2 separate regions of the Homo sapiens genome follow, and region 2 is linked to region 1. Evidence: read pairs that join two places in POLR2A ChIA-PET (ENCODE). Cell type or tissue: CD4-positive, alpha-beta T cell. All regions are shown on one strand. Links, peaks and the distances in the headings refer to the core of each region. The heading gives the core; the rest is flanking DNA. Region 1 overlaps RPS6KA2 (ribosomal protein S6 kinase A2). Region 2 holds the start of LOC124901460 (a long non-coding RNA gene).

Evidence for each region. Peaks named below come from ENCODE experiments on the same cell type or tissue, not always from the same donor. Only the 100,000 strongest peaks of a DNase experiment are listed, where the experiment ranks them.
Region 2: POLR2A ChIA-PET joins it to region 1 with 13 read pairs; 5 of 35 experiments call an interaction of 5 or more read pairs at or near these places.

What each region holds. Positions count from the first base shown.
Region 1 is chr6:166,481,513-166,493,773 of GRCh38, forward strand. RPS6KA2 (ribosomal protein S6 kinase A2) reads right to left here. Exons shown (of 21, transcript NM_021135.6): 9 at 9,159-9,229; 10 at 7,321-7,409. Among named protein-coding and RNA genes, the nearest start is that of MIR1913, 22 kb to the right of the region's middle. RefSeq lists enhancers at 4,351-4,851, 8,150-8,650. In CD4-positive, alpha-beta T cell, for the core only: no CTCF peak of the experiment used is centred there; a DNase peak (open chromatin) is centred at 6,759; H3K4me3 peaks cover 989 bases; H3K27ac peaks cover 2,018 bases.
Region 2 is chr6:166,404,693-166,416,953 of GRCh38, forward strand. It overlaps RPS6KA2 (ribosomal protein S6 kinase A2), which reads right to left. Exons shown (of 21, transcript NM_021135.6): 20 at 9,102-9,239; 21 at 4,672-8,195. The coding sequence ends at 8,070. It overlaps LOC124901460 (a long non-coding RNA gene), which reads left to right and starts at 8,194. Exons shown (of 2, transcript XR_007059866.1): 1 at 8,194-8,957. In CD4-positive, alpha-beta T cell, for the core only: no CTCF peak of the experiment used is centred there; DNase peaks (open chromatin) are centred at 7,209 and 8,869; H3K4me3 peaks cover 1,577 bases; H3K27ac peaks cover 1,776 bases.

The DNA.
Region 1 (12,261 bases), core at 3,584-11,583:
GTATGTGCTGCAGTGTGGAGAGCTCTGCTGAATTCTCTGATGAGATAGTAGACTGTATGTATATCTCTCTGATCGATCTTAAAGTATGTGCTGCAGAGTGGAGGCCTTTGCTGAGTTCTCTGATGAGATGGTAGACTGTACATATACCTCTCTGATAGATCTTAAAGTATGTGCTGCAGCGCGGAGAGCTCTGCTGAGTTCTCTGATAAGATGGTAGACTGTACGTATACCTCTCTGATCAATCTTAAAGTATGTGCTACAGAGTGGAGGCCTCTGCTGAGTTCTCTGATAAGATGGCAGACTGCAGGTATACCTCTCTGATCGATCTTAAAGTATGTGCTGCAGTGTGGAGAGCTCTGCTGAGCTCTCTGATAAGATGGTAGACTGTATGTATACCTCTCTGATCAATCTTAAAGTATGTGCTGCAGAGTGGAGGCCTCTGCTGAGTTCTCTGGTAAGATGGCAGACTGCACGTATACCTCTCTGATCGATCTTAAAGTATGTGCTGCAGCTTGGAGAGCTCTGCTGAGCTCTCTGATAAGATGGTAGACTGTACATATACCTCTCTGATCAATCTTAAAGTATGTGCTGCAGAGTGGAGGCCTCTGCTGAGTTCTCTGATGAGATGGTAGACTGCACATATACCTCTCTGATCGATCTTAAAGTATGTGCTGCAGCGTGGAGGGCTCTGTTAAGTTCTCTGATGAGACGGGAGAATGCACGTGCATCTCTTTGTTTTGGTGCAGGCACACACAAGTACACTGGAAGTCTTGGTTCTTTCTCATTTTACTTGGGTTGTCACCAGTTTCTGGCAGGAAATTCTGCCTCAGCTATCGGGGCCCAAGAGCCAAATGTGCTCCAAATCTGGGCCCTCGGTGACTGCAGAGATGCCACCCTTTCCTTTCAAATGCAACTGCCCTTGCTGGGGGAGGAATGTCCCAGGAAATTCTCTGAGTAACACTGTGTCTGGGACAGGTATCTGTGCTCCGAGGAAAGAAATAGTTTTCTAAATAGTTTGTTTTTGTCTCAGAAACCAGAGCCAGGAGCAATGACAGGGAGCCACTCAGTTAACGCCTAGAGGCCTTGCTTATTCTGGCTGCGATCACAGAAGGCTTCGGGCGATGATGAGGAAACGAGTGTGACCCTCTCAGGCTGGCTTCACAGGGTTAGCCGTTGGAGGAGAGAAAACCCACCCAAATTAGTGAAGTGGAAAGGTTTCATGAACTTCTCCAGTTTCAACAAGTGAAATCTGTGTGTTTGGGTGGGACTGGAGACAAGGGAAGATGAGGGAGAGGAAGGAGGAGAGAGGGAGAGAGACATCACATCCTATTGCATCTTCCCTAAAACCCAGAGTGCTTCGCAGCCATGCTACAGGACGCCCTCACCATAAAGCAAATGTGGGGGATCATTTTAAATTAGTTGCCTCCCAAAAGGGACTGTTCTAAACAAAGGTGGCCGTGCAGCCTTGACCTTCAACAGGGAGTCCCAACACTTTTCCAATTGCCTCAAAAGCAGAGATTCTGGAAAACCAGATGCAACAAGATGCCCCAAGACTCACAGCCTGAAGACTGCGGGGAGCCTTTGGGCCGATGGGGCCGCTTTTATAGGACATGTTTGTGCCACACCAGGTAAGAGACCACCTGGGACGTCTATGTGTGTGGGGAGAGGACACGCGCAGCTGCATGCTGTCGGAGCTGGAAGGAACTGCAGGGACCATCAACCCCACCTTCATTTCCCAGAGAAAAGGAGGGACAGGGCCCATGGCTGTGCAGCTGGCCACAGCCCAGTAGGGTCTAGAACTCAGAATCCGGACAACCCCCATGCCACTGTGGGCCGCAGACCAGAAGCTCACAGAGCTGGGGCCGTGGCCTCCTGGATCCTGCTCTCACACATCCTGCTGCCACACCAACACCAGAGAATCCACCGCTTCTAGCAGGAGGACGGCCCGCAAACGCTCAGGGGAAAGGAAAAATCAGGCCTGATTTCTTACGGAGTTGGAAAAAATTAAGAAAAGCCCATTTTGCATTTTGAAGACCAAAAATGTCGTGCTAACGAAGAATGAGAAGAGCAGGGCCTTTTTTTCCTCTTTTTAAGATTAAGGGTAAATCGCATCCTCACTAAATAAGAGAAGCTCATACATGGTCTTCTCAGAAACCCACAGAGAAGGAATGGGTTTGTGCTTCCACATTCGGGAAGGGAGGACCCAGGCCTCTGCGACAGCTGCACTGCTCTCTGGCTGGTCGGGTGCCAACTAGAGCCGACTCCTGCACACATAGGGTCCCGGGACAAGCCCTTGTACCTTGGAACAGAGCCTCACTCAAACAGAAAATGATGAACACAATTTTACAGTCTTGTCATGAAGATCGGAGGAGATGACAGGTGCGCATGCTTGGCAGGTGTGAAGTGCTAAGAGAATGCAGGACTGTGCAAGTCACTAGCAGAAAAACACTTTGTGAACAAGAATTCTGGGTAAGCGCACAGAAACAGCATGACGTCCATGTCCACAGGCAGAGCCCGTGCATCTGAGCAGGCACTGCGGGGGCCAAGGCGTGACATGCCCGCAAACCTGTGCTGTCTTTTCTGCTTTACCACTTGACAGGGAAAATGGATAGAGATGAAGCAGGAGCACCAAGGGTCAGGCTCGACTCAACTCCACACACTTCAGGGCAAGGAGCTTTTCAGAGCACCTTAAAGAACAACTACAATTCCTTCAATTCACTTTAGTTCATGCATATTCACCAGGGGCTCTGCGTGGTCCGAGAGCTGGACACAAAGATGAGCCAGACACAACCTCTGCCTTCGTGGATCTCATCACTTAGTGAATACCTGTGGCCGGCCCAGCTGCCTGGCCAGTAAAGCCGCCACTCCAGCCCTCATTTCCTTCCTCCAACCACAGATGCTTGTTCTCCTGCCTTCCTTACGGTGCCATATGTCACGAGTGCCATGAGACAGGGTTCCAGTCAACAAGAAGTACAGAGAACTCCCAGGGGCTTCCAGAAAAGCTTTGTTTTTGTGAAAAAGGGGACAGAGGCAGCTGGCCTCATCCAGTTCCTTTTTCTCCTGCAGTGAGGATGTGATTCCAGGAGGTGTTGTAGCCGCATTGCCATCACAAGGCACCGAGGATAAGGATGAAAAGGCAGTGCACTGAGGATGGGAAACAGAAGCCACAGGAAGATCTGGGCTCCTGACAGCAGTAGTTCAGCTGCCAGTGTCTACAACTCATCCACCACCACGTGGTGTGTTAATAAGAGAATGAAACCGTGATTTGGAAAACTAAATTAATTGAACAAAAAAATTAAAATTATTTAAAGGTTCTATTCCTTGCAGCTAAAAGCAATTCCTATGGATACATCTGTTTTCATAAGTGAATTTCGTAAGTTTCTTGTTTGACCTGCTTTGAAGTACTGTCACGAGAATTCAAGTCAGATAATGACTACCTTAGTGCAGTGCCAAGGCATCTTCTCATCCTCATCAACAGCACCGTGCCGGGGGAAACCTGAGGCTCGAAGAACGACCTGTTCTCCTGGTTCATTAGAAATCCGCCCAGGCAGGGGAACGTCGGAGCTGTCCACCCACCCTCTGCCACCACCCATGGGGCCTGCCTTCCAGGGCTGTGTGGGGGAGGCTGTGCTTACACCCAGCAGCATAGAGAATGAGGGGAGGAGAGCCACAGACACAATAAAGGTGCAACCTAGGGTCACGGAAAAGAACAGCTCTGGACCAGACACTGAAAAGGCTGATGAAATGAGACCAGGGGCTCCAGACATGGGCAAACTTCAGAGTTGAGAGATGAGTGGAAATGGCATGCAAAGATGCTTCTGTGCATTTTGTGGCAGTTTACAGCATTGCAAACTCGATTCTAAGGCAGGCGTGTCCTGAAGTGGGTTGAGATCTGCTGAGCTGGGGAGCAAGCCCCTGCCAGCGAGCCCCTGATCCCCTCCAGCTGGGAGGGTTACTTCCTCCCAGAAGGATTACATCCACATTGCTCTTAGGGCTGACGGACACTGCAATGGAAGGGACTCAATTTAATTCACAATCTGGAAGACTCAGATCAGAAACATGACCTTTGACATAGCATTTGGACAAACCAGGGCACCGCGATGCATTGGCTTAGCTGAGACACGCTTCTCAACTTGCATCTGTCTCCAAACACGCCCTCAGAGTTAAGAAACACCGCCTCCCCCACCTCCCCAGACGCACGGTGATGAACGGGGGGGTCTGTAAACAAAAGGCCAGACCACACCCAGATTTGGGAAAACTGCAGTGAAACGGCAACTTCGGGACACAGGGTGGGACACAAGCCCTTCCTGCCTTGCCCAGCCCAGGCTGTCCCTCTGTCCAAGGCTGCATCTCCCACCACTGGGACCCCACCCTCAGGGGGTGAGGTCTTGCCCATGACAGGCCCTGTGTGGATAGGGACTCTGGGCACTAAGGGTGAGCGCTGAGCCCTTGCTGCGTTTCCTGAGCCGAGTCACTGTGTAACCGTGGGTGTGCACCAGGACCAGCGAGTGAAGGGCCAAGGTGCAGACAGCTTTAGGAGCTGCACATCTCTTGGAAATGTGGCTGTGACCCTGGCTAACGACGACCGTCACCACTGATGAAAAGGAGGAGTCCTGATGACTCTTGGTTGGAATCTCAGGTCCCATCTGGGACTTTGCTGAGGGGGTCCCAGTAACAACAACGTGGCAAAAATTGTTTGGTCAGTAGGTTCCTCTAAGCCATGAACCCCACACACAGCTGTGAGCACACACACACACATGTGCACGCACACGCATGAACACACACACACAGTGCCCCTGTGTGTGCTGCAGCATGGGCCCTCTGTCCTGATCAGGCGTCCTCCCCTCTGGTCCTGAGTGCTCTCCATCCTGGGCCTCCCATCTCATTGTCGCCCCCAGCTGGCATCTCAGTGACTTGGGGCTGCTCTGCTGGGGCCTTCAGCTTTGTCCACAGCACTGTTGGTGAATACCCCTCTAAGGAAGCTGCCTCTGTCTGGGTGACAGTTCCCCAGCCTCTCAGACCCTTGACTGGGGACAGCGCTATAAAATGTGTGCAGTGACCTGCTAGTTAGTTTTCATCCAATGCACTGGACACAGTCCTTTCCACAGACACCAGCATGGGGCCCTGCCAGGTGGCATTGGGGGCTGGGTCCATCGGTGTCTCCATGTGCCCTGGCATGGATGCACTGTGGTGTGGGTGGCACGGGCTCCGCTGCGGGGTGAGTCTACACTCTCCAGCCATGTGGGCTGCAATTCAGTCTAGACCCTGGCCCTTCCATGTCAGTAACAGCAACGTGGAGATTCTCAACAGGGGGACTTTGCCAATGTCAGGAGACGTTTGATCATCACGGGGTGGGGGTGGGGATGCGCTAAACAGCCTCAATGCATGGCGCAGCTCCCAAAACAAGAATTAACCGGCCCAAAATGCAGACGGTGCAGAGCCGTGGCCGAGACACCGTCCTCCAGCCCCAGGCTGTGGTGTGGACGTTTCATAATTGATTCAATGATTTCCTTATTGATTGATGCTTACTTCATCTTCAGGTCTTTGTTAAACAGGAAGACCTTCGGCAAACACCGTTTATTTGTACCCCTTTTACGCAGGTATGGCTATTTCTGTTGGAGAGATTTCTGGAAGTAACACTTCTGGGCAAAAGGGTGCATACATTTAACATTCTGATGGTTTTACCAAGGTGCTGAAATGTTGCAGGGATTTACTCTCCTGACACACACCCACGTGCCCTGGGCTTTCTGGATTGGCCTGCAGTGACTGGCAGACAGTGACGGCAGAACACCCTGTGACATCACCCATGCCACGGGGAGCTCACCGTGTCACCTGCTCTGACGTCACCAGTGCCACGGGAGCTCACTGTGTCACCTGCTCTCCTGGTAGCCACGCTCGGCATGCAGAGGTGCTCGGTGACAAGGAGGAATTGCTTTACTGTGTTGTGTGGAAGAATGAAAACAGGCTGAGTGGACAAAGGCGCTGACAGTGGGTTATCACCGAGAGGTCTGTAGAGTGGAATAAAATATCTGCTTACACAGAGGAGAACTGCCTCGGAAATACAACTATGGGACATCTTTATATGAAGTAAAGAATTACTATGAAGATGAATCTGCAGGAAGGAAGAGTGGTTTACGTGATAAAAATCTGGATTAGAAGTTGGATGTAAATGTGTTTAATTAGGTGAATACAACTATGACAATTCATTACAAGATGAATCTCATGGGGATTAGTACTCAGTACTTTAAATACATCAATGTTGATTTTTAAAAATCACCTTAACTCCTTTTTTCTAAGATCACAGTTATACTTCAATTATCTCACATTGTGAAATATGACTGTGGAGTAGGAAGGTACTTTTGATTAGCTTCACTTTCAATCACTGAAGGATTGCAAATGAATGCAAAAGTTCCCTGCAATGGAAGCTGATGTGGGGAAGAAGTTAAATGGGTCCTTCTTTCTTTGGGGTTAAGGCATGCAGAGAGGAAAATCTAGTATTTTTTCCGAAATGAAGTATTTCCTGATTTAACTTTTGCCTTCCCCTCTGGTATGTCTTCTATCTATGAGGTTAGAGTTTAAAAAAAAACAGAATTTAATGTGTTCCTTTCGTTTTCTTGTTAAAATAACCTGAAACACCCTGCTCCAGTTGCTGTCTAAACCGTAAACACCCTGCTCTAGTTGCTGTCTAAACCGGAAACACCCTGCTCTTGCTGCTGTCTGAACCGAAAACACCCTGCTCCAGTTGCTGTCTAAACCGGAAACACCCTGCTCCTGCTGCTGTCTGAACCGGAAACACCCTGCTCCTGCTGCTGTCTGACTCTGAGACAACACGGCCGCGCCAACTCGCTAAGACCGGCCCAGCCCACGGAGTAATCCTCAATACGCTGTCACATACACGAAAAGAAAATCAATCAGTAGTTAAAGTAGATCCTGATTTTAATAGATGTGGAGGTTTCTCAATTTAGGGAGAATTAAATTAGAAGCAGCTTTTCAACGGTTCTGTCCTTAGCTTAGAGACTTTCAAAACTCAGGGAAGTCAGATTGGTTGAAGGATACTACCATTTTGGGTAAAACCAGTGGCTTTTAGAAAACAGCTTATGGTATTTTGGCAGCAACTATGTGTTTTAGAAGCTGTGAAGGGGCCTTTTTTCCTGGAGCTCAGATGGCACTGGTACTATTTCAACCTCTAGGTGAGGTCTGTTTTCAGTGACCTTGGTTGGCATTGGGCCGGAGCAGGAGGGTGGCCCTCCACATCTCCACTGTAGCTTGCGGGGCAGCGCCCTGCACGTTCCCGTGGTGGGGTGTCCCGGGGAATCTTACCCAGCCGGTTGCAGGGGTTCCGTTTGAAGAGAGCTCGCAGCAAACTCTGTGCCTCCCCACTGAGGAACTGCGGCATCCCCAGCTTGGCTCTGAAAAACAAGATCCTATTTTAGGATCTATTTTAGGAGAACAAGGACAAGCTATAAAGAGGGCCCCAGTCAGCATTCAGAGACCTCAATCGCAGTCACCCAGAGCAGCCCGTGCTCTACCACGTGGGTCTTAGGACCCTTTTATGCTTTAAAAGTTACTGAGGACACCAAAGAGCTTATGTTTATGTGGGTTACAGCTGTGATATTTACCACAGTAGAAAGTAAAGTGAGAAATTTGTATAATTTCCATTTCCTAATTCACTTTAATAAATTTTTATTAATAAACATTATTTAATAATAAAATCATTAAAAAACAATAACACTCCCATTAACACAAATAACATTGTTAATGGAAATTATCTATGTTTTCTCAAACATACATATAAAAAAGTCTTTAGTGGCATTGTTCTGCACTTGGGTGCGTCTCTTCCTGGCTCATAGGAGACAGCTGGACCCTGTGCTCGGTCTGTTGCGATGCTATGAAGAAAACCTGCGAGAGGAGGACCTGCAAACCCCGGGAGGGTCTCAGGACCACCGGAGTCCTCAGAGCACACTGAGAACCCCACGCGCAGAGCCTAGTGCTCCCTCCAGAAATTCTCCATCCCTCCCAAGTGGAATGCCCTGAGGCCACACCCGTGACTTGCTGTCAGGGATTATTCCAGCTTTAGCAAAAGTAAAGAACATGTCCTCCCTTAAAATTCAAACAATGAGAATCACTGCAAAGGTCCTGACTTGCAGCTCTCAGTGTCTGCTGCAATTCAAGGTCCCTTGATGGAGGAAAAGGCTGATTAAATAAAAAGACACTCCTTAGCTTGACAAAAGGGTCCTCACAATGGGGCTTCCTTCACTCCCCTCTCTCCTTCCATCTACATAAGGACCGAGCTTACAAAAGCTGAGCTGGTGGTGTTTTAGGTGATTCTCAATTTTATAAAAGTTATGTGTCCATTTGCAAGCAGAGTTGGCAAGAGCAGCTCATGAGGACAAACAGCTTTATGACTCCTCCACCGAGTGGCCTCACTTAGGAAGGAACTGATTAGGGGCTCCCAGCCTCTCTGTTTCCTGCCCTCCTGCTGTCTGCTCTGGGACAGTGATAGTCAGTGGTGTCTGCTCACATTTAGGATGCTATGGCAAGGTGGTATGGGGATCAGGCTTCTTCCTACAGTCCAAGAGCAAAACCTTGGCTTAGTAAATGATTTTTCATGAGAATTAAGCAGAAAATGGTTTGTATCCAGTCACATGGTAAAACGATACCGAGTCCTGCCAAGGTCAACCAGGAGTGCTATATGAATGGGGTCAGCAGGTGGGGAGGGAAAGGAGACCCCTGCTCCTGTGATCTCTCCGGACAAGGCCCTGGAGGCCTTGTGTCTTTTTCCGTCTATCCTTTACTTCTGGGAGGTCACCAACCATCACGCTTGAAAACCAGCCACTACACATTCTAAGTGACTTACTGATGGAAAACTATCTATGGTAGAAGAGTTCATCAGAACCACTCAGCAGGATGAGACAAACCAGCAACTGCTCCCTTGACCCACTGTCATTAGAATGCCCAGCACCCTATTACCACTGCTACTGGCGGACGAGCGCTACCATTTTGTGTAAAACCAGTGACTTTTAGAAAACAGCTTACAATACTTTGGCACTGTAAGCCTAGCAATGTAATTAAAACTTCACAGTTCCAGGTTCAGAGGCAGCAGCTCTTGATATCAGAAGGTGCTCGCAGGTCTCTGGGGTGGCTCCCACACTACTCACTTGAGGATGAGAGCCATGGTCTCCTTCCTGTCCTTCCCCTGGAACGGCAGGGACCCCGTGAGCATCTCAAACTGCAGAGCAACACAGAGCACAGTGAGTTCATTCATCCAGATGGACCCGGCTTCACGGCAGAGTACCCCAGCAGGGCAGCCTGCTACCGTGTCCATTTCCTCATGCAAAATCTCCATCAGTCAATTGTAGCCACTGGCCTACGTGCTTGGGGTACAACAGTGACTAAAACTGCCTCGCAGAGCTTGCCATTTGGTGGGTGAGACGGGTAAATGACAGATGTGGTAGATAATCACACTCTGTGGCAGGCCAGCAGGCCCCGAGTACGACAGAGAAAAGAGGCAGAGCAGGGTCCTGTGGTCAGGCAGTTTGGACGAACACATCTTACACGCGGTTTAGGAACCTGTCCTGCCCTGGCAGGTGTTGTGGAAGGGATGAGCTAGGAGGAGGAGGAGGAGAACAGCTAGCTCATGTTGAACACCCATGCATGCCTGGATGGTGGGGGCTAGAGTGCTTCCAGCATGAGATAGACCTGACCACAGCCATTAGCCTCTGACGAGGACAATATGGCACAGCAACCTCTCAGATACAGCTGCCGCACCCTACATCCTTATTTTGTTATTACTGGACACCTGCCAGGACGGAACTTGAGATAAGGAGGGGATGGAGCACAGCCTTGTCTGAGCATGGGTTTCTTTCTTGCACCAACTCCCCCGGGCACATGCAGTGGTGATTACACACACTCTGGAAGCAGTGGCCTGGAATGGTCTCATCAGAGCAAGGTGCACAGCTGACCGCTTCTCACAAAAGAAACTAGGGCTGCAGCAGGAACCAATCTTTTCATAAAATAAGACCCTGAATCTAAGTGGAATGTGCCCAAGGATCAATCCTACTCGGTGTCTTTCACGTCAGTTTAAATTACGGGGAAGCAGGTGTTTCCATGGTCTTATTGAATTCTCTCTCATCTTTATTTTTTGCTGCGTGTGTCTCTGCCCTTTTAGAATTCATCCTCCAGCATTCGTCCTTTGCAGTTCGAAAATCTCAGGAGATACACAAAGTAGAAAGACCAAAAAAATCACGCAGAATTCCATTACCCAAAGATATCCAAACTTAACATTTGTTAGTTCCTCCTAGTACTTTTTTCAAGCTGTTTTTTATTTTGTTTTAAAAACACAGATAAGGTTTTGTATACTAACTTTTCACAGAATAATATAAAACTTTCAATGGTTATGATGAAATCTTTGTAATATCACTTAACAAACATGGATATGACAAAATGTATAGTGAGTGTATTTGTTGCTGTACACTTAGGACATTTCCAATTTTCTGCTATTGTAAGTACTACTGAAATGTGCACAGATGATTTCCTAAGATTTATTCTTATGATAGGCTGCTAGGAGTGAAATTATAATCTTAAAGAAATGAATGCATTTAAGGTTTTATTAATATTACCAGTCTGCTTTCTGAAAACAACATTATAAAAGAAATGGAAACTCTTCCACCAGTTCTGACGTTTGAAGCCTGTTCTGTCACATTAAAATGTGCTGTCCATCCGGTGCACAGAGTAAGTGAGGGAACTCAGAGCAGACAGGCTGCAGGCAATCAATCAATACAAAAGTAATAAAAAGCAAGCGGAAGGGGGTCCAGATGAGAACTGAAAAAGAGACAAGTGTAATTAAACAGGAAAGGCCAGAATGCTCTGACTGGCAGATGAGCTGTTTGTCTGGTAAAACAGGATGAAAGTTTATAAGCTGATCATACACACTGAAATATCTCTCAGAATAGAATGGTATTAGCAAAGGGAACTCCTTTCCTATTCTGCTCTTTCTTCTTTCTTTCTTGAGTCTATTAATAGCACTATGAAATCCCATTTCCAAGGACAAGCCTTCTGGCTACATGAAATGAGAAAGCTGTCATCCCATACACACCGTTTAATCCTTGTTACACAAATGGTGCCTGTCCAGATGCCCGGATATCATTTATTTTTTGCTGATGGACTGGTATCTTGCATACATTTGTTTGGTGATTTCTTTTTCTTTTCTTTTTTTTTTTTTTTGAGATGGAGTCTCGCTGTTGCCCAGGCTGGAGTGCAATGGCACAATCTCGGCTCACTGCAACCTCCGCCTCCTGGGTTCAAGCGATTCTCCTGTCTCCACCTCCCGAGTAGCTGGGACTACAGGCGTGAGCCACCATGCCTGGCTAATTTTTGTATTTTTTTTTTTTTTTTTTTTTAGTAGAGACAGGGTTTCACCATGTTGGCCAGGCTGAACTGGAACTCCTGACCTCAAGTGATCCGCCCGCCTTGGCCTCCCACAATGCTTGGATTATAGGCGTGAGCCACTGCGCCTGGTCTGGTGATTTCTTTTTAGCTTTTGAAGATGATTCCCTTGTGATCAGGGTCCACTGCTTTGTGGTTCTCTCTCTTCCTCCCCTTCTTCCTCCATCCATATGGTAGGAGGTCCCCAACCATCTACTCAGCCAGAGAACACCCAGCACAGCACCCATGAATATTCAACAACTGCTTCTTGGTGATGAAGGTGCTGCTGACGGTGGGGATGATGCTGGGGCGGAGGTGTGGACTTTGCAGCCTCCACCAGCCATGGGGTTCTGCTGCCTTTCCCATCCCCTTATCCACCCTTTTCTGTGGAGAAGGGAGATCATTTCAGTATGATTGTCTGAATGGAGCTGCCCGGGAACTTTCCAGTGCCGAAGCATTACTGACTGAGGTTTTGCTGATGAGTTTCTTGGGACGTTATTTACAGTAAGACTTTTGCTGTGTTGCTGAGCAGCACTGAGACTTGCCAAGGCTTCCGGGGTGAACTGAGAAAAGCCGAGGTTCATCTTGGGGTTCCCACAGTCAAGTACACGCACCGGGGGAGGGAGGGCACTCCAAAGGATTCTTTCCCAATCGGCACCGAGACCAGGCTGCAGACAGGCACAGAGGGGCTCAAGGAGATGTAGCCAAAGCTCCACCGGGTGCAGGCCCGATGCTTCTGGGAAGGTAATTGGACAGACATAACGCAGTGCTTCTCAACTGGGGTCACCGTTGCCTGCCAGGGGACATTTCCGGCTGTCATGCCCGGGAGCCCTGGTG
Region 2 (12,261 bases), core at 2,659-10,658, 78 kb before region 1:
TAATTTTTGCATTATTTTATGAAGCTTCATATTCATAAAATTAAGTGGAAAAAGTATAAATGAAACATGACTTAAGAGTCCAGATAAATCTAGAATTAGGCCGGGCACAGTGGCTCATGCCTGTAATCCCAGCACTTTGGGAGGCCGAGGCGGGTGGATCACCTGAGGTCAGGAGTTCGAGACCAGCCTGGACAACATGGTGAAACCCCATCTCTACTAAAACACAAAAATCAGCCAGACATGGTGGCAGGCACCTATAATCCCAGCTACTTGGGAGACTGAGGCAGGAGAATCACTTGAACCCGAGAGGTGGAGGTTGCGGTGAGAATTAACACCAGATCATTCTAAGGCTAAACTCAGAAGCAGAGATCTGCACAATCAGTCTGTTGTACGGACACGTGCTGGGGGTACACGCTCCACCCTTTTAGTCTTTTACACTCTCCTCTGCACCTCCAGCTCCTCACCTTAAAGGCCCCACAAGGGTCACCAGGGACCCCTGGCTTGTCTTTGACACCGGTGCTTTTGGGCCCTGGGAGTAGCAGAGGTAAAGGCAGCAGGGTCAGTGAACAAGGCTCACACACTGTCCATTTGTGCCACAGCTGAAACCTGAAATCCGCAACCCCAGCATCTTGGCAGTGGCAGTGCCCATAAATGGTGCTTGGCCCTGCCCTGGCCCCTTATTGTGAAGATCCAGCCTTCCGCCCTCCCACCCTCACCCCCTGAGCTGGCTTCCCTAGAGATCTGAGCAGCAGATCACGCCGAGCTGATGTGGCCTGAGCCAGCTACTCCCCCGATGGTCCTTGCTGGTGACAAACTGGTAATGACAGTGGCAAGTGTGGGCTCCATAAACCTCCTACAATTGACACAAGGAGGTTGTCAGGCTCAGGAGGGCCCCTGGGCCTGGTCCGGGAGTGCTCAGTGTGCCTGGCCCTCCCTGCAGAGTGGTGAAGGGGAGGGGCTTAGTGGACTGACACGGGTGAGACCTGGGGCTGGTGGTGGTGAGTGACAGGGTGGAGGCAGAGTGTGTGGTGTTCCAGCTTGGCACTCTCAGAGCCCGCTGTTTTCAAGGTTGGACTTTTCTCATCACACTTGTAGGTAATGAGGTAGAAAGGTAATAAGGTCGAAAAGTAATGAGGTAGAAAGCACGGGGCTGATTGAAGAGGAGATCGCTGGACACCGCAGGAAGGTCAAGCTGAGGTGGTGATGGGGAGAGAGGCAGGGGTTTTCGAGGCTCTCTTCTCTGACTATTCCTGCACCGGGGAGGATGTTGGCACGTGATCTGGAAGACAGAAAGGGGCCCGGAGGAAGAGGGGATTTAAGGGCCTTGGGCAGGTCTGATCAAAGGGACACATGATTGCCCCCCAGGAGGCCCTTGGCGTCCCACTGTCCATCTCTAGGGCTGCTTGACCATCCTTGAAGAGTCTCGGAAACCCATCAGACTGATCCTGGGGTGTCCAGACTGTCCATATTGACGTTTAACCATCTGAGAATGGCCCCCTCACCTGGAGTCACAGGCTGACATCCCCAGACAAATGTGTGCCAGAATATCCTGGTGTTTTCTGCAAGGCAGCATGTTTTCTGAGCACCCGTTATTTGCAAGCAGGTGCTCAGGTTCCAGCAGTGACCGCCTCTCACACCCACAGTGTGGCTGCGCCGGCTATGGAGAGCCCTGGGCAGTGCTGAAGTCCGCAGCCAAAGAGGCCGATGCAAATTGCAGAGAGCGCTCAGAGTGCTCGGCCCGAGGAAGCTGTCCTCAGATGACAGCTTCACGTGGCAGGTGTGTAACCTGTTGTCCTCACTTGGAGGGAGGCACCTTCATCCCTATGAGGCCTAAGCAGGCAGAACTACAGGACAGAGCCAGCTCTAGCATATGCGCCATGCAGGGCGGCAGAGCCAGCTCCAGGACCCGTGCCACACTGGGTGGCAGAGCTAGCTCCAGATCTCCAGGGCTATGGGCTGCATTCAGATCCACCTGTACAAACAAGACACAGTTATTGTACCTGAAAGGTCGTGGGCCAGATACAATGTCAAGAATGTGTTGAGCCCTAAATTTGGGGGAAGCAGTAATTTTCACTCACAGCCCGCGGGGCTGCATTGGGAAGTGGGAGTCAGGGCTCCCTGGCTCCTTTATAAGCCCCGCTTGTTTTCTGCAAATACTGCTAATGTCCCAGATTGGCATTAATCAGGACAAGTAATTAGCTGAATTTTGAGAACAACAACAAATACATATATATCTATATATTATATGTCTATAATTTATATCTATACCTATCATATGTACATATAGGTACATATATGTACCTCCATCCATGTAAGGATGACAGATCTATATCTATCATTATACATATGATAGGTGTATGGGGGATTCTTTTAAGTTCTATAAAAATATCTTTATGTCCTCAGATGCATCTGAGATTGAGCATTAAGCTGAGTTTCTCCACAGATAAAGGTGACAGCCCAAGTGTGAGTCCAACTCTCCTCTCCAGGCCTGTCAGTGGATTCTTAGACGATATTCAGTTCAGCATTTGGGGTCCAGCGTTACAACACTGAGCCACTGGGAGGCAATTCTCCATGGGTCTCTTGCCTTTCTGCGGTCTCTAGCTGCTTTGGCTCTGAACTGTCTTTCCAAGGACATTTGTGTAGTAGACAGCCCTGGGAGGCAGAGGCAGCATCTCTCTCTGTGGCCAAGGGCAGGCGTCTTCCTGTCCACTGTAATCGGGTGTCCCCTTCCAGGGCAATGGGGGGTGGGTTTGCCTGCATCCCTCCATGAACAATTAGGGTTTCCTAAGTCAGGGTCCTCATCTGTGATGCAAATTCAACGTGTGCAGCATGTCCACCTGGGCCACTGTCCACCAACCCATAAGGCTTGGGGCCCACAGGGACCGATGTGTGCGGGGCCCATGCTGTTTGCTGGGCCTAGCTGTTTGCTAGGTCTGTGACCTAGAAGTCTTGTGCCTTCATCCAGCATCCGTGAGCCTGCAAGTAGGGCCAAGCCTCAGAGACTTACTTCAGTCTGGACAGCTTGTCTTCCCCAACCAAAAAAATATGTGCAGGTGGACAAGTGTACGCAGAGCCACGCTCAACTACATGTATGCGGCAGGCGGGATAATCCATCCCCCCCACCAAAGTCCACGTCCTAATCCCTGGAAGCTGTGACAAAGGGGAACTGAGGTTGCTGGTGGAATTCAGGGTGCTAATCAGACCACCTTAAAATAGGGAGAGTTTCCCAAATATCCTGGTGGGCCAGTGTGCTCACAGGGCTTAGAATTGGAAGAGGGAGGCAGGAGGGCTGGGCGGAGGAGAGGGTGTGAGAACTCCACCTGCCACTGCTGAATTTGCAGGAGGGAGGGAGGGACCACGAGCCACCAAGCGCAGATGGCCTCTGGAAGCTGGAAGAAAATCGGATTCTCCCTGAGAGCCTCTGGAAGGAGGCAGCCCTGCCCACATACCGGTTTTAGTTCAGAGAGCCCTGTCTTGGACGTGTGACCCACAGAGCTGTAAGACAGTAGAATATGCTGCTGTTTTAGATTTGCTATGGCAGATATAGAAAATGATACACAGAGGATGTAAGAGGCATTTTTTTCAAATGATGCCTCTTTCAGTAGGCATTTTTTGGGCACTTCTGGGTACAGCAGGAGGCAGGATTTCTTCTGCATCTATTGTTTGTCCTGCAATTTCCTCAGTGGGATCCAGGGCTCCTGCCTACACAGTGAGTCTCACAGATTTCAGCAAGGCCCCCTTCACCCTGCTGGGAGAGCAGCTCAGAAAATGGGGCATCCTACTACAGGAGCAAAGGTGTGTGTGTGTGCCTGTGTCAGTATGGTGTTTTGTGTGTGTGTGTGTGTGCTGCTTGCTGACACATGCTGGTTAGGAATTTACCAAATAGGAAGAAGAAATTAGGTTGGAGAGCCAAGGACCAACAGTGCAGACTGGCTTTATGTCTGTATTAAGAAGGGATGGGCATGCTGAGGCCAGGTGGCAAAGCACAGGAGACACAGTGAGGTAAAAATCCTATTCCCAGGGCCATGTGCTGGGCACCTGCTTTGCTGCACAAGATGACCGTCCACTGTCTCCTGCCAGCCCCAGATCCATCACACAGCTGGGCTCCTCTCAGGGGTGCATCCCCCACACACACACACAGGCCCTAATGCACACACAGATAAACATACATCCATATGTTCACATGTGCATATGTGCTCTCATGCACGTTTATGCATGTATACACATGCATGAAATCATACTTCCACATATACACACATAAGCACACACGTACACACATGCATATGCATGAACTCACCCACCCACACACCTGTGCACACACACATAAGCATACATGTGTACACACTCATGAACTCACCCGCCTACACATGCGCACATGTGCACACACAAGCACACACACACACGTGCATACACATGCATGAACTCACCCACTTACACACGCACACATGTGCACCTACACATATGTACATACACACATATGCATGAGCTCACCCACCTGCACACACCCACGCACAGGGCTCTGAGTTGGAGTGGTCGTGATGCTGCTTCACCTCCCCATGAGGAGTCATATGGTAGCAGCAGAGGTGGTCATGACCTGAAGCCAGCGGGAGGGGCCAGAGGAGTGGGGAGCTATCCAGACTGTTATTGGTAACAACACAGAAAGTCCAAAGGTTATTGTTAGGCTAGAAAAAGATTACACTTCATAAAACCATGTTTATTCAAAAAAATCTATTCAGAAAGTCTGGAAAGCGTAATAAATATCTGTACAGTGGCCACCCATCTCAAACATGAATTACAAAGCAGGAACATAAAAATGATGTGTAAACATAACTGCTGAGCCAGTGAACAAAGTGCTGAGTCAGGAGCGAGGCAGAGAAGCGTGCTCAGTAGAACGACACAGATGCTGCAGCCTCCGTCCTCAGCCCCTCAAGCTGCGCTGGAGTCCACCTTCCGCCCTCTCCACACCGCTCAGGGACCGGCAGCGTCCTTCTCCATTCTCGAATTTGCATGACGCTTAGAAAGGTAGGAGGCAGCAAAACGTGTCAGAAATGAACGGAGTGCAAATCAAACTTTGCCATGTGCTTGAGAGAATCAGTAAAGCGTTAGGTAAAAATCCCAAGTGCAGCTTTAGGATAACACCATTTAATGAACAATACTGGATAACATTAAGTACTATTATCACTTTAAAATTCAAACAATCTTCCAAACATCAATACATACACAGTTAGTTTAAAATCACAGACAAATCGGACTTGAGGGTAAAAGTGAAATCCTCACCTCTTGCCCATGTTTGACTTTGGGATGGAATTCAGCAAAGCTCTCCCACTGCAGATTGGGAGAATCAGGTATTTCTCCCACATGGGGGGCTGCCAGGGAAGGAGGACCCTATAGGGTGGCCAGCAAGGGGCCACTGGCGGTAGGTCAGGAAGCCTGAGATCTAGGGTTCAATGTGTTTATAAGTTCTGTGATTTTCATGACCCGGGGGTGGGGGGTTGGGTTATGATGAACTGTGTGAGGAAGGAGAGCCAGTTAACTTTTGGGGAGGTCTATGTCATTTGTGCAAATCATACGGAGCATTTCATTCGTTGTGGAGGTGCGCTGAGCTGGCAAAATGCGAATTCTAAGAACACCTTCATTTACATGTCGACTGCTGCTTGAAAGCAGTCACTTGCTATTTCACTAAGGTTTTTGAAAGCTTAGTTTAACATATGATACCATAACTTCTTTAGGCTGACTTTTGTGGAAGGATGTCAAGTATCATTTTGTTCTGGATATGGGAGGGAAAGTAGAGGTATTTCACAGACACTCAGCGGAGCAGGGCCAAGCCAGTGTTCTCCTCCGCTGATGCACATCAAATACATGTAAGGACAGAGCTCGCTGTGATGGGGAGTCTCGTCGGTCCCTTTGGCATTCTTAGAGTTCAGAAGCTAAGTCTGTACAAACTGGGATGACTGAAAAAGACCATGAGCTGGTGCCCCATGGGCACACAAGGAGGGAAAACCGTGGCCGCTTTCTCACGGATGCTTTCCCTTTCACTTCCCCCACTTCTCACTCCCTGCACCAGAACCCACTGACTTTAAGCAAACAGACAGGCCTGCACACCAAGCCAGGCCAAAGGGTCCGGGCAGCTGATGGGGGAATCGTTGCCTGTGTAGCAAGCAGAAAAGGTGATGACTTTTGTTCATTTCTGGGAGGACAGATTGTGTGACCTCAGGATTATCCACTTCTTCCTAAGTTTCTAAAAAGAAGTGAAATAATTAAGACCTAAAAAGCAAATTCATCATGGTGGAAGTCGTTCTAGCCTTGGGAAAAAGCATCTTCTATGGAGAAAATGTGAGGAATACCCTGTGGGCACTATGGAAACAGGTATTCAGTCCGACTTGCTCCTTTTATGTTTTGTGGTTCTCTAAGAAAAAAAAAATCCACATGGATTAAAGCTTGTGAAACAAGTTTATATTTTAAGGTCTGAAAACAATCAGACCAAGCTAAGGAGTTATTTTTCAGAACGCAGCACATTTTTTCTTTATTTTTTTTTTTTTAGTTGGGTACGAGAATCGAGATGGAGGGGGAACAAAACCCAACAAAATAACATCTTCTTAGGGAAAACCTGGCTGTGGCCAGCGGGCACCTCCTGAAGCCCTGCTTGCTGCAGAGGCGCCGCTCTTCAGTGATGCAGGGTGAGGGGCTGAGCGGCGCCTCCTCCCATCTAGTCTGCTTGGGGGCCGCCAGGGAGCATCTTCAACACCCTTACAGGACAATGAAGGACCCGTGTGTTCCCTCTGCCGGCTGGACTGGGCGTCGATCCTGCTGCCCGGAACCTCTCACTCGATTTTACTCAATGAAGTAGAGCACAGCATGGCCTAAATGCCCCACACCCGCCCTGTGTGCACACCCAGGGGAATACGGATCAGTGTGAAAAAACAGATCTGTGCAACAGAGACACAAAACGCAACACAAAGCCACAGCATCTACAAAGTGCATCGCTCCTGTCCACGCTGATCTCCGCTGCCCTCCCACCTGTGCCTCTGCCCCTCAGTCTGCTGGGTGGGGCCTGTGTCTCCCTCCAGCCTCCAGCTGGACTGAGAAGGTTTGGGTGGGAAGCCACAGAGCTCCATTTCTCCAATTCACAGTTTCTCCACAGACCAGAAAAATCGAAGTGAACACAGCAAAACCACAGCTTTAGGTGAGCACACAGGAAGCCGACACAGGGCTGAGCAGGTGCGAGAACCCACGACTCCCTGCAAAGCCTCCAGATAGCTGTGTGGCCACGGGAGCTGGGGACAGACGGCAGCCCAGTGCGCTTGGCCCCCCGGGGAAAGCCGAGACTGGAGGTGGACACAGGCTCCTCCGAGAGGCACCCCCTTCCATCCTGGTGACACGGAGCTCTCAAGGCAAAGATCCAGCCTGCCTTCCTCTCGTCTGGGCTCTTACTCCTCATTTGAATCTGGGACAGAGGAAAGGATGGGCTACCCAGCACCTCAGGCAAAAACTGAAGGGCGAGGAGGAAACGGCTCTTTGGATTATTTTGGGCAGAACCAGGCATCTCCTCCTGGACGCCACAGTGCCAACCCCGTCATCCAGCCCGTGGGGAGCCCCGGGATGCCAGGTCACCCCAGCCCTCTGGGGCCCTGCAACCACCAATGGCTGCGCCCTCGCACTGCCACTTTCCCACCGGGTACCTGGGACGTGGGTGTCGGGAGTCTGACCAAACCGACCGGCTTCATAATTGGAAAACAGATCTCTCGGCAGAAACAGAAGCCATGTATGAGAGGACCCGCGGGCTCTGAAAGAAGCCCCCGGCCTCGCACGGGCACGCGAGGTGAAGGGGCGCATTTGGTTTCGCTTGGGAGAAAAGAGAGCGGGCGGGGAGGCTGGCGCAGTGAGGCTTGGAGAAGCCCCCAGGTCAGGACCCTCTCCGGGGCTGAAAAAGAAAACACGGACACGGCGAGGGCGGGCGCCGCCTCCCTGCTGGACTTGTGGTCACTCTGGGTGCCAGACGGGCTCCGAGGCCGGGGTCTGTGAGCCCACGAGGATGCTGGCAGGGGACGCTGGGGCCAGGGTCCCACCCGCTACAGCCGCGTGGACGTGAGTCTCTTCATGCCTCTGCGCTGAGCCAGGTTGGATGACAGCACGGGCTCCAGCCGCGGGGCCTGAGGTGTTCTGTTTAGAGCAAAGTAGGTGGCGGCCATCGCGCCCTGCAAAACAGAAGACAAGGGTGAGAGCCGCGGCGCCTCACTCCAGGGGTTGAGCCGGAGCCCGGGGCCTCCATGGGCCTCAGCTGCCCCCAGGCAACGTGGGAGAAACCAGAGCTTCCCCAGGGTCCCTGGAGCATGGAGTGCTGTTAGCCTGCCGCCAGGGGCCAGCACACGTGGGCCCCAGGAGACAGGGGCCCTGTCTCCTGCACCTGCCCCCCCCACCCCATGCCACCCTGGCACTGTGCTTGTGCCTTGGGGGAAAATGTTTTGGACGCTTGTGGAGCCCCCAGGCTGAGGTCACGTGATCCCCTGCATTCTGACAGTGAGGCCAGGTCTGTTTTGGGGCTCGCTGGGTCCTAGGGGACACAGCGAATGCCAGGGCCAGTCACCCTGGACTTTGGCCACTGTTGAGGAGTCTGGACTCATTTGGAGGAACAGGCATATCCTGGAGTGAATCCAAATTCTCAGAATGGATCTGGAGGGGGCGGCTCTTAACTGGATCATGCCTATTCCTGCTGGGGTGGGACAGTCTACACTTTTCAGAAAAGGAGTCCCACCCAGAGGATGGGGTGCCTGAGAGGCTACTGCTGCCTGAATGTAAGTCACTTATGAAGGGGACTTTTTTTGCATGTGTGGCCTAGAATAGAGGCTTTGAACTTGAGTGGAACAGCCACACCAGCTGCCACCACGTCAGCAGAGGCTGCCACCTACTCAGGTAGGAGCCCTGTGCAATACTGCACGTGTCTGGTGAAGTGCACGAAGGTAGGTGGGCCGGCGGTGCAGTTTGGGGCTGCTATGGGCTCTTTCTCTGCACTCTGTGGTTTCTTCGGAGTGATTGCAAGGTATCAGGCTCTTTTCTGGGTTTCCCATTCCCACCACTCTGTCCTCACTGTCGCCTGCCGGTACCTTCACCAGGTGCACGTCCTGTCGGCTGAGCTGGTTTGGGGACAGGTACTCTCTGTTGACCACCCACGGGTGTTTGAGCACTTGCATCGCCGTCAGGCGCTGATGAGGGTCCACGTGGAGCATCTTGGACACGACGTCCTGCCAGGGAAGGTCATGAGAGTCGGGGGGATGGTTGGATCATTTGTGCTGGGTCAGAGAGCCTCCCCAGCAGAACTCCTCTCCCTCTATGGCAACACCCAACCACTATGCTGAGTGTGGGTCTTTGCATTTTGGGGTCATGTTCACTTTCAGGTTTAGAAGTATGTCAATGGTTTTTAGCTTTAAATATTACCAAACTTGGAAGTTCACTGAAGGTTTATCTTTTATTAAATATTTCATGTCTAAAAAGTTAAATGTGGAAATATTAGATGATGCATGTAAATCGATGAAACACTGTTTCTTGTAACAATTATATCTTTCCAAAGGGAAAAGCTGAAATAATTAATATTCCACAGGTAGAAATCAATTCATAATGATGCACATACTTACATTTTTTATCAGGACTACCCATAAATATTTACTACAAATAATCAGAAACCGCAAAATCTACAATCTGGAGCCATCAGATATGTCCAGTGGGTTCATGTGCAATAATGGTATTTTTCCATTTCATTGTAAAGTCGTAGCAGTAAAAACCTCTAAAACAAGATTCTACATGTGTGTACACATGCACATACAATACAGTGCACATTCTATTACAGTGAATTACATTTGCAGAGTACTTGGTTACAGTGTGAATTACATTTGCGGACAAACCTGATGCTTCTGCTCTAATCACCATAATCATCCTTGAGGTAAATGGGGCAAATATTACTTTTCCTAATTTGCAGATGAAGACATTACTGCCTGAGGAAGATCCAAGATGAGAATCCATATTCTCTCCACTAGCCTACCCTCCTTCCTTAGTGTTCCCACCACATTTGAAGAGGTAATAAAATGAATTAGAATGCGGCTGGGCGCGTTGGCTCATGCCTGTAATCCTAGCACTCTGGGAGGCTGAGGCAGGTGGATCACTTGAGGTTAGGAGTTTGAGACCAGCCTGGCCAACATGGTGAAACCCCGTCTCTTCTAAAAATACAAAAATGAGCTGGGTGTGGTGGCATGCGCCTATAATCCCAGCTACCTGGGGGGCTGAGGCAGGAGAATCACTTGAGCCCAGGAGGCAGAGGTTGGAGTGAGCTGAGATTGCACCATTGCACTCCAGAGTGGGTTACATGGCAAGAGTCCATCTCAAACAAACAAACAAACAAAAAAGAATGCATATAGAATGTGAAGTTGAATTACTCATTAGAATTTTGGGTCATGAAACAACTAAGAAATACTATGCACAATAACAATATCTTTTTTATACAGAAAAATCTAATGCCTTTTGATATTTGATAACATTGACCTTGGTAATTTCTTGAAACAAGTATCTCCTAGAAAAATGAGTGTTGTCATTTTCAGGTGTAAAAACAAAAGCCTTTAGGGCTTTAATAACTCTTTTCACGATCTTATAGTCATGACACTGAGAGAAGCAGTATTTTTACTTCATACCTGTAGGATGTGGAGAAAGACATACTAATTTGTAGCTTTGCTGGTGTTTGGAGGACTGGAGGTTCTGTTGTGTGCTAAGTAAGAGAAAGGAAGAGGCACAGGGGAAAGACGGGGGATGTGGTGGTGGTAGGGACTGGTGGTGAAGGGCAGGAAGGGTTGGTGAGGCCCTGTGAGGCGGCAGAGACCTCTGCCTGCAGCAGCGATCTTGACAATGTGCCCTTGTCCTTGACTTTGCTCCTTTTCCAACACCTTCTCCCTGCTCCCATGCCAGCTTCCAAGATGGCCTTCCAGACACACCACCAGCACCCACGTCCTAGTCTGAGGCTCTATTTTGGGAACCAGAACTAAGACATCTACACTCATTTAAGACAAAGTGAGGGTGTGGACAGGAGCATTTGGACTGTCAGGGTCTGACATCTGGGATATGCTCACTAAATGCCAGCTGCCATCACCTCTGCCACCACCTCCACCATCACCCTTACCATCATTCCTCCATCACCCCCACCATAATCTTCACCATCACCTCCACAATCATCCTCACCGTCCTTCCTCCATCACCCCCACCATTACCCTCACCACAATCACCTTCACCATCATCTTCACCATCTCCACCATCATCCTCACCATCCTCCTCCATCACCCCCACCATTACGCTCACCATCATCTTCACCACCTCCACCATCATCCTCACCATCTCCACCATCACCCTCACCATCCTTCCTCCATCACCTCCACCATCCACCCTCACCATCCTTCATCACCCCCACCATCACCCTCACCATCATCTTCACCACCACCTCCACCATCACCCTCGCCATCCTTTCTCCATCAACCCTACCATCACCCTCGCCATCATCTTCACCACCACCTCCACCATCACCCTCACCATTTTTTCTCTGTCACCTCTGCCGTCACCCTTGCCATCCCTCCTCCATCACCTCTACCATCACCCTCCACCATCATCTCTGCCATTACCTTCCATTATCTTCACCATCACCTCCACTATCATCTCTGCCATTACCCTCATTAGCCTCACCATCATCCCCATCACCTCCACCATTACCTCCACAATCACTACCATCATCTCTCACTATCATCTCCCACCACTCCCACCGTCACCTCCATGATCACTGCCACCACCTCTGCCACTTTTGCCATCCCTTCATCACCTCCATCATTTCCTACCATCACCTCCAAAATGATCACCTCCACGATCACTCCCGCCACCTCTGCCACCACTTCTGTCATCCCTCCACCATCAGCTCCATCCCTGCTCCCACCATTACCTCCACCATCAGCTCCATCCCTGCTCCCACCATTACCTCCACCATCATCTCCACAATCGTCACCTCCACCATCCCTCCACAATCACCTCCATCATCACTCCTGCCATTATCTCCACCATCATTTCCACAATCATTCCCTCCACCATGCCTTCACCATCACCTCCATCATCGCTGTCGCCACCTCTGCCACCACTTCTGCCATCCCTACACCATCACCTCCATCATCATTCCCGCCATTACCTCCACCATCATCTCTACAATCATCACCTCCACGCTCACTGCATGAAGTTGCACTGAGA